Regions from separate parts of the Homo sapiens genome. Here region 2 is linked to region 1. A link is a contact called in ENCODE Hi-C data. All regions are on one chromosome and are shown on one strand. Each heading gives the region's core, a stretch centred on a gene start or an enhancer-like site at or near the end of the contact. The rest is flanking DNA. Distances are from core to core; before and after follow the strand shown. Region 1 holds the start of LOC105378230 (a long non-coding RNA gene). Region 2 has its middle 14 kb from the start of SPARC.

Region 1 (6,258 bases), core at 3,023-5,522:
CGAGACATCTTACATGCTCAAGACCATCCCACCGTGACGCGTGGTTAGGTCTACCTCGGGCCCCCAGGCTCAGTGCACACACCATTTCTCTGCTTCTCTCCTGACCTGCCCTGGGGCGGAGTTAGTTCCTGTTTTCTCCATGTTCCAGGCACCCCTGAGAGTATCTACATCTGGTTAGCTGTCTGTCTCTCCTGCTAGCCCAAAGGGCTCCTGAAGGACAGGATTTTGAAATCTGTATTGGACTTGCCCCAGTATGTTATGATGCCCAGAACAGTATTTCTTAGGAATGTGGTCTATGGACCTCCTGTACTAGAGCCACCTGGAAAGCTTGCTTAACACGAATGTCCAGGCTGCATTCTAGACCTACAGTATGTGTGCTGGGAATTTGCATCTGCTTTTTTTTTTTTTTTTTTTTTTGAGATGGAGTCTGGCTCTGTTGCCCAGGCTGGAGTGCAGTGGCACGATCTTGGCTCAATTGCAACCTCTGCCTCCCAGGCTCAAGCAATTCTCCTGCCTCAGCCTCCAGAGTAGCTGGGATTACAGGCACATACCACCACACCAGGCTAATTTTTGTATTTTTAGTAGAGACGGGGTTTCACCATGTTGGCCAGGCAGGTCTCAAACTCCTGACTTCAAGTGATCCACCCACCTCAGCCTCCCAAAGTGCTGAGATTACAGGCATTAGCCACCACGCCTGGCCGGAATCTCCATCTTTAGCAGTCTAGCCAGATGATCCTAGTGCACACAAAAGCCTGAGGACATGTGACCCTGAGCTAGGTAGGTCTCAACAAGCAACTACTGAGTGGAAAATCCCCAGGTTGGGGTCCTGACCACTTCCTCCTCAGAGGTCATGGAGCAGACGGCACCTGCAGTGTGTGCGTGGGTGGTGGTGGTGGGGGGGGGAGTTGGGAGGGGGACATAAGAATTTTCCCTTCCAAAAGAGGGGTGGGGAGCATAGGGCTGGGGTGGGGTATCCGGACTACACTCTGGAAGAGGGATGACAGCTTCCTGAGTCAACGGAAACTTGGTAGCAAGAAAGCTGCAGAGGAGGCTGCCGGCAGTACAGGATGCAGGGAGAACCCAGGCCTGGGGTTGAGGCCAGGAGACTCAATTCCAGCTTTACTGTGTGCCTTTAGGTAAGTCATGTTCCTTCTCAGTTTCCCCATCTGTGAAGGGTCAGGGCTGGAACAGATGCTCTCTTCAGTCCTCCTGAGCTCCAGGGCAGCCCTTCTCCTAAGAAGGCTGGAAATAGAGCCCCTATACCCAGGTGACACTCACAGCTTTGGGGCCTAGATCCTTGCTGTCAAGCAGACCAGAGCCCTGCAGTAGGTTCAACCTGAAGCAAACCTGAGATAGTAGGACACAGCTGTCAAAAGCAGACAGAGTCAGGGTAGAATGAGAAGACAGTGTCCAGAGCCATGGAGAGCCACATGAGCTCAGATTGGGGCTGGTGAGATGCTCTAGAGTATACTCTCATTTTAGAGGGTAAACTGACACACTGGAAGACGTCCCAAAGAAACCGACAGGATGTAGGAGGTGGCTCAAAACCAAATTATAGGAGGGGCTGTTAACAGAACAAGAGTTGGTCAGCCTTGAGAACAGGCAGGAAGACCTGATATTGTCTTCAAATCTCAGCAGGAATGTCATGGGTAGAAGCTGCTGGCGTGTCATCTACAGCCTTGGAGGACAGGATTGTGGCCAAGCATGAGGAGGTTCCAGAAGTTTCAGTTCAGTATGAAGAAAAATTTCAGAACCATCACAAACTGGTAGGCTGCCTCATTGGAGGGTGGGGAATCGTGGTGGAAGTGAGCGCTCCATCATTAGTAGCATGCAAGAAGAGGTTGGAGAGTCAAACTTCATGCTGTAGATTGGACTGGTGATCTTTTAGAACCCTGAACTCTAACAGTCTATAATTCTAAAAAGCATCACTGATGTTCGGCAAGTGAAAGCCTCTGGTAAGCATAAAGAAATTATCTACTACATGGCATGTAAAGACCACCAGCATTAATGGAACCTCAGGGAGCTCTGTTGAATGCTATTCAGGGAGCAGCATTTTGGGGTGAATGGCTGTAGTCACATACTCAAGCCTTTGGGATAGACCCCTAAACTTCCCTCAAATTATTTTTTATTTTTTATTTTTTGAGACGGAGTCTTGCTCAGTTGCCCAGGCTAGAGTGCAGTGGCGTGATCTCGGCTCACTGCAAGCTCTGCCTCCTGGGTTCACGCCATTCTCCTGTCTCAGCCTCCTGAGTAGCTGGGACTACAGGTGCCCACCACCATGTCCGGCTATTTTTTTTTTTTTGTATTTTTTGTGAAGATGGGGTTTCACCATGTTAGCCAGGATGGTCTCAATCTCCTGACCTAGTGATCCACCCGCCTCGGCCTCCCAAAGTGCTGGGATTATAGGCGTGAGCCACCATGCCCGGCCAACTACCCTCAAATTCTGAGCCTCACCAGGCAAGAGTGAATTAGGCAGAAGCAACTTGGATAGAAGCCGCCCAGCTATTCCCTACCTTGGGAATCCTAGTAGGATGGAAGGTAAGAGTAGCCCTGAGGGAGGTTCAGCCTGTCCTGCAGAGACTTGAGCTAGCCCTCTTTGGGAGCCATCACTCCATTCTGTTTGTCAGCCTTCAAGGCTTGTGTATTTCTGATTAAGTGCTTTGTGTCCTCATTGTTCCTGCTTAACTTAGAGAATTTAGTAATTAAAGAAGACTCCTTAAGAGTTCACCCAGCTCCTCCGTGTCCCATACATCACAGGCCTGGCTTCCTCTGAGCATGTAGTTCTATCACACCTATCCTGGCTGAGGAAGGCTTACGGGAACCCAGAGCAGGGTTGGAAGGGCCCCAGGAGGCAGCTGACTCCAATCCCCACCTCCTTTTTCCAGATAGAAAAGCTGAGGCCCAGAGGTGGGTGGGCAGATAACTTGTCAGAAGCTGCAAAGCAGGGAAGCAGAGCCCTGGGGAGAATCCAGACTCACAGCTGAGGCTAGAGTCCTTTCCGTCCCCCTGATGCCAGGGTCAGCTTTATCTGAGTAGCTGAGCCTGTAGGGGAGAGGTGATTCTAAGTCTCAAGGGGCTCAGGTCACACCCTCCTCAATATCAGAGCTGCCTTTCCGGTGTCTGGCCCAGCACCACTAGTGCTGGGATCTAAGTAACCACAGTCAGAGCCTATTGGCCGAGGGTAGAGGCAGGAAGGAGGCGGGGAGTGTGGCCCAAGGGGCCCCACTCCAGGGCCTTCGGGGAGGAAGGGCGGGGCCTAAATGATCAGGGCTGTTGAGAAATGTTAGTGTTCACACCCGAATTACAGAAGCTCAGACAGAACACCATAAATACAGGCCTTAGCCTCCCCATCTCTAAGATGGGCAGAGATATTCTGCCAAAGTAATGCCTGAATTTGATGTCATTGAAACTCAAACACTGCCAGGGACATTAAAGATTTAATTCATCCCCTTCATATCATATAGTGTGTGGTCAACATTTCCTCACTGGCTGGAGGACAGTCCAATGTGATTGTACAACCAACTTAAAGTTAGAAGTGCCAGGCTGCACCACTCCGCTGCACCGGGGACACGGCCTATGCTCTGAACACCTGCAGGACCCCCAGAGCACACAAGTCAGGGGCGGATGTGGTCTCCACTGCTCCTATCTGACCAACTGATGAGGTGTCTCAGGGGAGCAAAGGACCACTTCCTTCTTAAATACCCCTGCACCTGGTGAGCCAGACCACAGCAGACAAGCATCAGAAGGGCCTTGAGTGCAAGGCCTCACTTCACAGACGATGACACTGAGGCCTAGAGAAAGCCTTTCTAATACACCTTATTTATTTTCTTCCTCCCTAGGGCTCCCGTTTTCTTGTCCCATATCAGCTTCCCAGGGTGTCTGCTAGTTCTGGTTGCCTCAGAGGGCCTGGAGCTGGCAAAAGCACTAGACATTATTTCTAGCATTTGGGTCAGCCTGGCAGGCAGGACCCTGAAGGAGCTGGACAGAAAATGGTGTCAGTAGCTGGATGGGGGTGGGGAAAGAGACAGGCTGAGGGCCCAGATACCTGTCTCCCAGTCCAATGGCAAACTGGAAGGCCAGAGCCAAGGTCCTAGCTTGCCATCTGAGGCTGAGCGCCTGGATACCTGTCTCACAGTCCAATGGCAAATTGAGAGTCCAGAGCCAAGGTCCTAGCTTGCCATCTGCTTGCTGTGTGACCTTGAGTGGACACTCTTCCTTTTCTGTGCTTCTGTACCCTCCTCTGCATGGCATGGAATTGTGCAATGGGATACGTAAGAGCCCTTCTGGTTTTGACATGCTGTGGATGGGGAAGAAGGGGCAGAGTGAGGTCATCTTGCTATCTCATCTTCTGTCGATCCTGTCCGGCTTGTTTGCTCTGGGCAGGGCAGAGGCAGTTTGACACACTCAGCTGTTAGCTCTGGTCATGGAGGGGGCTTCTCTGGAGAGCAGGAAAGGAGGGTCCCTTGCTCAGGAGGCCTGGGTGAGAACCTGGAGCCCTCCACACCATCCCCTGTTCTTCAGCAGACAGTGTAAGGGTGGTTGTAAAAGAGAGGGCGGGATTGCCTGAAAGCAGAGAATGACAGAGCTCAGCCATCTCCCAAGTTGCACGCAGCATGCTCCTAATTCTACAGTAGCACTGTGAACAGAAATAAGTACCCATTAGTGAGGACAAGGAGGATGCACAGGATGCTCAGGGCAGGACCATTTGCAGTAGGGAAATGCTGTAAACTGAGGACTGGCTGGATATACTCAGGGACATAATACTATGTCATTTCATTCATATGTTTAAGAGAGTGAAGTAGACCTTTATGTACAAAGATGGAAAGGCATTTGGTAAAATACCAATATCCAAACTAAACTATTTCTTTTCTGTCACCCAGGCTGGAGTGCAGTGGTGTATTCTTGGCTCACTGCAACGTCCACCTCCCAGGTTCAAGCAATTCTCCTGCCTCAGCCTCCCCAGTAACTGGGACTACAGGCATGTGCCACCATGCCCAGCTAATTTTTGTATTTTTAGTAGAGACAGGGTTTTACCATGTTGACCAAGCTGATCTTGAACTCCTGACCTCAGGTGATCTGCCCGCCTTAGCCTCCCAAAGTGCTGGGATTACAGGCGTGAGCCACCATGCCCGGCCAACTATTACTAATGATAAAAAAATGCATAGGAAAAAGTACCTAGAAAAGCACAAACTGATAACAGTTGTCATCTCCAGAGAATGGACTAAAATTACTGTGGTCAAGGAAGGGTAGCTTCCATTTTACATTTTACCTAAATTATTAGGATTTTTTTTTTTTTTTTTTTTTTTTGAGACTGAGTCTTGCTCTGTCACCTAGAGCGAGTGGTGTGCAGTGGTGCGATCTCGGCTCGCTGCAGCCTCTGCCTCCCAGGTTCCAGCGATTCTCCTGCCTCAGCCTCCTGGGTAGCTGAGATTACAGGCACGTGCCACACGCCCGGCTAATTTTTGTATTTTTAGTAGAGACGGGGTTTCACCATGTTGGTCAGGCTGGTCTCAAACTCCTGACCTCAGGTGATCCGCCCGCCTCAGTCTCCCAAAGTGCAGGGATTACAGGCGTGAGCCACCACGCCTGGCCAATTCTTAGGATTTTTAAAGCAACAACGCATTCAAGAATTACTTATATACAAAGAAATTAACAACAACAAGAAAAAGGTACCTCTCTTGGAACCTGAAAGCCTCCCCCAGAGTCAAGGTACAGACAGAGAAATCAAGGCTGGGGAAGAGAATAGTTAGCAAAAGAGGCAGAAGTGGACCCATTGTTAGAATGATGAATACCAGAGGTTGGGAAGGACGTGTGTGTGGGGTGCGGGGAATGAAGAAAGGCTGGTCAAACGATACAAACATACAGCCAGATGGAAGGACTACATTCTAATGTTCCATAGCAACCATGAACTGTATACTTTAAAATAGCTAGAAGAGAGGACTTGAAACGTTCCCAACACATAGAAATGATAAATACTCGAGGTGATGAAACTCCAAATACCCTGACTTGATCATTACACAGTCTATGCACCTAACAAAATATCATATGTACCTGAGAAGTATGTAAAATATTATATATCAATAAAAAATATAAAGAAGTAGGCCCCATTCTTGACTCCCAGTCCAGTGCTCTTTCCTCTACAGATGCAGCTGCTGGTGTCCAAAAGCAATGGGCCCTGTCCAGGCACCTCCTTGTTTACAGTGCTGCCTCTTCTGCTGCCAAGATGGGTTCCAAAGGGAGGCACTGGGTTCTTGCTGT
Region 2 (6,312 bases), core at 3,138-5,637, 490 kb after region 1:
TCACCTAAGGTCAGGAGTTCAAGACCAGCCTGGCCAACATGGTGAAACCCCTTCTCTACTAAAAATATAAAATTAGCCAGATGTGGTGGTGCATGCCTCTAATCCCAGCTACTCAAGAGGCTGAGGCATGAGAATCACTTGAATCCAGGAGGTGGAGGTTGCAGTGAGCTGAGATCATGCCACTGTACTGCAGCCTGGGCAACAGAGCGAGACCCTGTCTCAAAAATAAATAGATAGATAGATAGATAGATAGATAGATAGATAAACAAAATGAGCACCGGACAAGGATTCGAGAGACCTGGGCTCCTCACCCAATCATTAAATGATATGGGCAAATCCTTTTCTCGTTCTGGGCCTTACTTTGCTCATTTTTTTTTTTTTTTTTTTTTTTTGAGATGGAGTCTCACTTGGTTGCCCAGGCTGGAGTGCAATGGTGTGATCTCGGCTCACTGCAACCTCTGCCTCCTGGATTCAAGCAATTCTCCTGTCTCAGCTTCCCGGGTAGCTGGGATTAAAGGCACCCGCCACCACGCCCAGTTAATTTTTGTATTTTTAGTAGAGACAGGGTTTCACCATGTTGGCCAGACTGGTCTCGAACTCCTGACTTCAAGTGATCCACCTGCCCCAGCCTCCCAAAGTGCTGGGATTACAGACGTGAGCCACTGTGCCCAGCCATTTTGCTCATTTGTAAAATGAGGCTATTGGGTTAAGTTATAGTTTCCAGGCAGTGGGTGATGAGAACCAAGATGATGGGGTTCAGATCCTCCTGAGAACCCCTTAGAGGCAGCTGTTGTTTTGCTATGTTAATTGTAAACGAGGATTCTGCAGCTAATAAAATGCTTGAAACTCACGAGGCCATGTAACTTAAAGGCCTTTTGACCATTAAATTCAGTGTTTTCCTCCTCTTTCTGTCTCCTGCTTCTCTCCCTCCCCTGAATTCCTTACTCAAATCCCTGAGTTTGCTGGCAGAGACTTCATGATTCTTCAGGGTTGCAGCCCTAAGTCTATCTTGCTATCTCTCTAGAGGCTGGACTCTGCCCTTTCACTTGCAGCATGGGAGAAGAATTGTTTCTTTCCTAAGATCATTAGGGAGACCCAAGGGTCAGGACAAATCATAGCCAGCCACCCCATCTGGCCCAATGCTGAGCTCTCCAGCTCCCCCGTCTCCCACTGAACGGCTCGCTTCCCAGCCCCATCCCAAGTTAGGTTATTCTCCTGATTCAGACATTTTTGTGGTGTGAAATCATCTCCGCCCAGCCAGCCGAAGCTGGGAGCTCACTCCAGCCCACTGCAGCTTGCTGGCCCTCCCTTTCCCTGCCACGTCCCCACACCCTCAGCTCCTCTTCTCCCAGCACTCAGAACTTCCATTTGATTTCCTTTCAATTCTGCAAAGAAACAAAGAGTGTCAAGGGCATGTTGGATTCAGCTCTGTCCTCTCCCTGTAGCTCCTGGTGCAGGTCCTGGCTCATGATCAACCCCTAAGGGAAAGTGATTAAAATAAGTTTGTTAAATCAAGACAGAGAAAGGAGACAAAGGAAGACAGACAGAGTCAGACAGTGGAAGGGAGAGACAGACACTGAGAGTCTGCCATGATTAAGAGAGAGACAGAGGCCAGGCATGGTGGCTCATGCCTGTAATCCTAGCACATGGGGAGGCCAAGGCGGGTGGATCATCTGAGGTCAGGAGTTTGAGACAAGCCACGCCAACATGTCGAAACCCCATCTCTACTAAAAATATAAAACTTAGCTGGATGTGGTGGCACGCGCCTGTAATCCCAGCTACTCGGGAGGCTAAGGCATGAGAATCGCTTTAACCTGAGGGCCGGAGGTTTCAGTGATCCCAGACCATGCCACTGTACTCCAGCCTGGGTGAAAGAGAGAGACTCCATCTCAAAAAAAAAAAAAAAGAAAGAAAAGAAAAGAATGGCCGGGCACAGTGGCTCACGCACTTTGGGAGGCCGAGGTGGGCAGATCACGAGGTCAAGAGACCGAGACTATCCTGGCCAACATGGTGAAATCCCATCTCTACTAAAAATACAAAAAAAAAAAAATCTAGCTGGGCGTGGTGGCGCATGCCTGTAGCCCCAGCTACTCGGGAGGCTGAGGCAGGAGAATCACTTGAACCCAGGAGGTGGAGGTCGCAGTGAGTGGAGATCCCGCCACTGCACTCCAGTCTGGCGACAGAGTAAGACTCCGTCTCAAAAAAAAAAAAAAAAAAAAGAGAGAGAGACAGAGGTGGGAGACAGAGAGACAGAGAGATGAGACAGACACAGAAACAAATGCAAAGAAAACTTACCTGAAACTTAGCAACAAAGCAAAAGGGTGACTGCATGTCCTCTCAGTGTTAGACTGGAACATGGTCTGACAAGTCCATCCAGGGATCATCTTCTCTAGGGGTTGTGCTACCTACTATTGATGAGGGCTCTGACTTTGAAGTTACATGTTAACTTGCAGGTTTCTGTCCATTAGAAACAAAACAAAAAAAAAGAACCCCAGAGGTGACAGTGCAAATGCCTTGCAGGGCGTTAACCGGTTTTGTATATTACCCAGCAGCCTTTTTCCAGCATTCTTTCAATGCAGTAGCTGTATAATCTCTTTTTGAATTCTCTTTGAACCAACTTTACCATGCTGCTTATTCCCTCATTAATGGGTTAAAAAAATCATTAACATGTGCTCATTTTTTATTCATTTTTATTCATTTTTTATGAGTCATGTTTTTAACTGTTAAAAACTGTATTCTGATAAGAGAGGCAGAAATAGAATGAGACAGAGATGAAGAAAGAGACAGAGTGAGAGGCAGAGGCAGAGATAGAAAGGGAAAGAGACATAGGGACACTGAGAGAGGCCAGAGAAAGAGACACACAGAGAAACAGAAGAAACAAAGGTTAGAGGGACTGAGACCCAGTGAACCCATGCACAGAGTCAGAGAGAGAGAGAGAGACAGAAAGGCTAGCAGCAGAGATCAAGATCAGCCATGCATGCACAAAACACCAGAAGTAATGTTAGCCTCTGGGGAAGGGATACATTGGAGTGAAAATGGAGGTGAAGGGGAGGGACTTTTATATTTATTTATTTATACTTCTATCTTGAATTTCTTTCTTTTCTTTTCTTTTTCATTTAGAGACAGAGTCTCTCTATGTTGCCCAGGTTGGTCTTGAACTCCTGGGCTCAAGTGATGCTCTTGCTGCGACCTCCCAAATTGCTGGGATTATAGGCGTGAGCCACTGTGCAGGCACTTCAATTTCTTATGAGAATATAATCATGTGTTATTTTATACTTTTATTTTTTATTTTAATTTTTATCTTTTTGAGACAGAGTGTCACTCTGTCGCCCAGGCTAGAGAGCAGTGGTGCGATCATGGCTCACTGCAGCCTTGACTTCTCAGGCTCAAGTGATCCTCCTTCCTCAGCCTCCAGAGTAGCTGGGACTACAGATGCACACCACTAGGCCCAGCTATTTTTTTACTATTATAGAGATGCGGGGGAGGGGGTCTCACTATGTTGCGTAGGCTGCTCTTGAACTCCTGGGCTCAAGCAATCCTCCTATCTCCGTCCCCCAAAGTGCTGGGATTACAGGTGTGAGCCACCATGCCCAGCCCATTTTACATTTTTAAAATAGTCATAGAGGGAAAGGCAAAGAGAGACTGTGAAAGAAGCAAAACCACTAGAGAGAGAAAACATCAAGAAAGCAAGGACAGGTACACTGGCTGGCACCTGTAATCCAAGCGCTGTGGGAGTCAGTAAAATTCTTGAAAATTAACTGTAACATTATTTCTTAAACTTTCTAATTTTTGTAACTATTAAGGCTGATTTTTAAAATTATGGTAAAACAAATATAAAATTCCTATGGTGAGTTATTGATAATGGAAACATCATCACTGTGAAACAAATGTAGGTATTGTGTGAGGCACAAGAGCTACAGTGGAGACAAAGACAGACGAGGTCCCTGCTTTCATGGCACTTACATTCTGGGGAGAAGGCAATAGAGAACAGGCCCATAAATAAACACACAAGACAATTTTTTTTTTCTCAGATGGAGTCTCGCTCTGTTGCCCAGGCTGGAGTCCAGTGGCATGATCTTGGCTCACTGCAACCTCCACCTCCCGGGTTCAAGCGATTCTCCTGCCTCAGCCTCCCGAGTAGCCAGGACTACAGGTGAGTGCCACCATGCTCAGTTAATTTTTTTTTGTATTTTTAGTAGAGACGGGGTTTCACCATGTTGGCCAGGCTGGTCTCGAACTCCTTACCTCGTGATCTGCCTGCCTGAGCCTCCCAAAGTGCTGGGATTACAGGCGTGAGCCACTGCACTTGGCTCTCTGAGATCATTCTTAGCCCCTCAGGCTATATGACTGGCTTGTGAGGGCCAAGTGCAGCTTGGACTGAATCCAGGCCTGGGATATTTACACCTTAAGGTCATTTTCAGTTTCCAGCCCAGAGTTTTGGCCCCAAAGGCAGGCGGCATCCAGCTTCCCTCAGCCGCTCAGCTGGCCAAAAAATAAGAAAGCCACCTTGTGCTCATGGGAGGGCAGCCACGGGAGTGGGTCTGGGTGGGGCCCGGTGCCGTGGGATGCCCGGGAGTATATAGATCCATTTCAGAGGCTCGCCAACCCCTTCACCCAAGGACTCTTCTGGGCCTCTCCTGTGCTTTCCAATTAAAAATATCATTCCGTAATGTTTCTCAGAGGCTCTCAAAGGGCCACGGGAAAGGCAGCCAGGGAAGGGGCAGGAGGGAGGGGAGGCCAATATCTAAAATAGAAGGAGTAGTGGTCCAGAGCAGGACTTCTGAGACTTCAGTCATCTGGTACCATCTTTACCTTTGTTGCCATATCCTCATAACACCTACAGAATTACTTAATTTCAACTTTTTTTTAATCTAAATAAATTTAACTTAAAGAAAACCTTATATCATAACACTGAAAAAAGAGTATAATTTGCCAAGTGTGTCCACATATCCCCTCAGATCCACTCTCTGCCCCTCCCCAACTGCTCTCTAGGCCAGAGGGGCTGACCTTATGGCCCACACCCATGAGCTCCCATGGCCTCTGTTTCCATCTGGGATTGGCCAGTGGGGAGCATCAGTAGGCGACTGGGAAGAGGGAGAAACAAGAGTGAAGTTAGAATCTTTCTTTCCCCATCCCCTTCCCTAGAGGATCACAGCAGACTGGCTGTGTTCTTCAACCCAAGGGCTGAGCTCCTGTTCCTTGGCCCTCTCTCTGGTTCTAGTACCCACTCTCCCTTACCCCTCAGGCACCTTGCTGCAGCTGTCCCTAGAGGACTGCACTGTCCTTGTGATTTACATACACAGGGCCCACATCTTTATAAATAGTCCCTTGATGAAATTCTCAGATTACCCATTTTGAAAGTGCCATCTGTTTTCTGCCAGGAACCTGGCTGATACACTTGTCATAAAGAGAAAGTAATTGACAGTGATAATACAATTATGCTATTACGTTCTAACCAAATGTAAAAAGGGATGAATAATTTTTATATAATGCTATAGAATGAGCTTCAGGGAATATTAGTAAAAAGTGAACAAACCATTAAAAACAAAGTGCAGAGCAATGTTTAGACTGCAAGAGAGAGAAAAATAAAAACATGCACATGTGCATTTGCTCACATACCCAAAAAGAAGCAACTGAAAGGTAAAACTAAAAATTAATAGAGATGGTTACCTTAGGGAGAGAGAAAATGTTGTTGATAAAAAGCTAGTGTTCTCTGATTACTTTGTTATATAGTTTTAACTTTGGAACTATTAAGTGTTTTGTATAATTAAATTTACATTAAAATAACATAAGCTATTGATTGGCTATACAACGTTCTTTTGCACCACAAATTCCAGGAACATAAAGATAATGGGTAAAGGTCACATAGTGCAACTTATGGTAACAGTTTAGGTTATTTATCAACTAGTCTGGAAGCTTTGGTGAAGGAAAGAAAGAAAAAAATGCCTTTAAACAATTGTCCCTGGAAAATGGGAGTGGAAGGGGGTGGGTGTCAAGACTGTCTCATACTCATGGTCTCTCACAGCCTGATAAATTTTGCACACTCCACATTCTTTGGACAGCTCTGAGCTACTTTTCTTTCTCAAGGGGAAGTTCTTCCTTAAAACATTGAGGAAGCATTGTTAGAAATTGAAGATCAACATTTTGCAGCCCCTAAGAGTAATGGGTCAAAGTAACGATTAAGGAATGAGAGGTCGATGAGGAACCATGTAATGGATGGGCCAGGACAACAGTACTTGAACCAGTTCAATAATCTTGATAGTTTGTTTGGAGGTTCTAGCAGGGGAGTGCAGCTGTTTGTACACCCTTGAC

The links. A loop is a pair of places that touch in the nucleus more often than their neighbours do. Pooled maps may share reads with other maps.
Region 2: a map with no recorded cell type shows a loop between it and region 1 (4-fold over the local background). The contact joins two enhancer-like sites. A Hi-C loop is called at or near these places in 5 of 37 single-sample maps with no recorded cell type and 2 of 50 pooled maps.

Annotation. Positions count from the first base shown.
Region 1 is chr5:151,211,124-151,217,381 of GRCh38, forward strand. All of the region lies in intron 1 of CCDC69 (coiled-coil domain containing 69), which reads right to left. It overlaps LOC105378230 (a long non-coding RNA gene), which reads left to right and starts at 1,011. Exons shown (of 4, transcript NR_160730.1): 1 at 1,011-1,136; 2 at 1,636-1,766. RefSeq lists enhancers at 175-234, 735-944, 1,545-1,734, 3,365-3,414, 3,765-3,824 and 2 more. Within about 2 kb of position 4,273, at least 11 of the 41 ENCODE cell types and tissues checked have a DNase peak (open chromatin) inside an H3K27ac peak, as active enhancers do.
Region 2 is chr5:151,698,086-151,704,397 of GRCh38, forward strand. It overlaps the pseudogene RN7SKP232. Among named protein-coding and RNA genes, the nearest start is that of SPARC, 14 kb to the left of the region's middle. RefSeq lists an enhancer at 1,374-2,195. Within about 2 kb of position 4,388, at least 4 of the 41 ENCODE cell types and tissues checked have a DNase peak (open chromatin) inside an H3K27ac peak, as active enhancers do.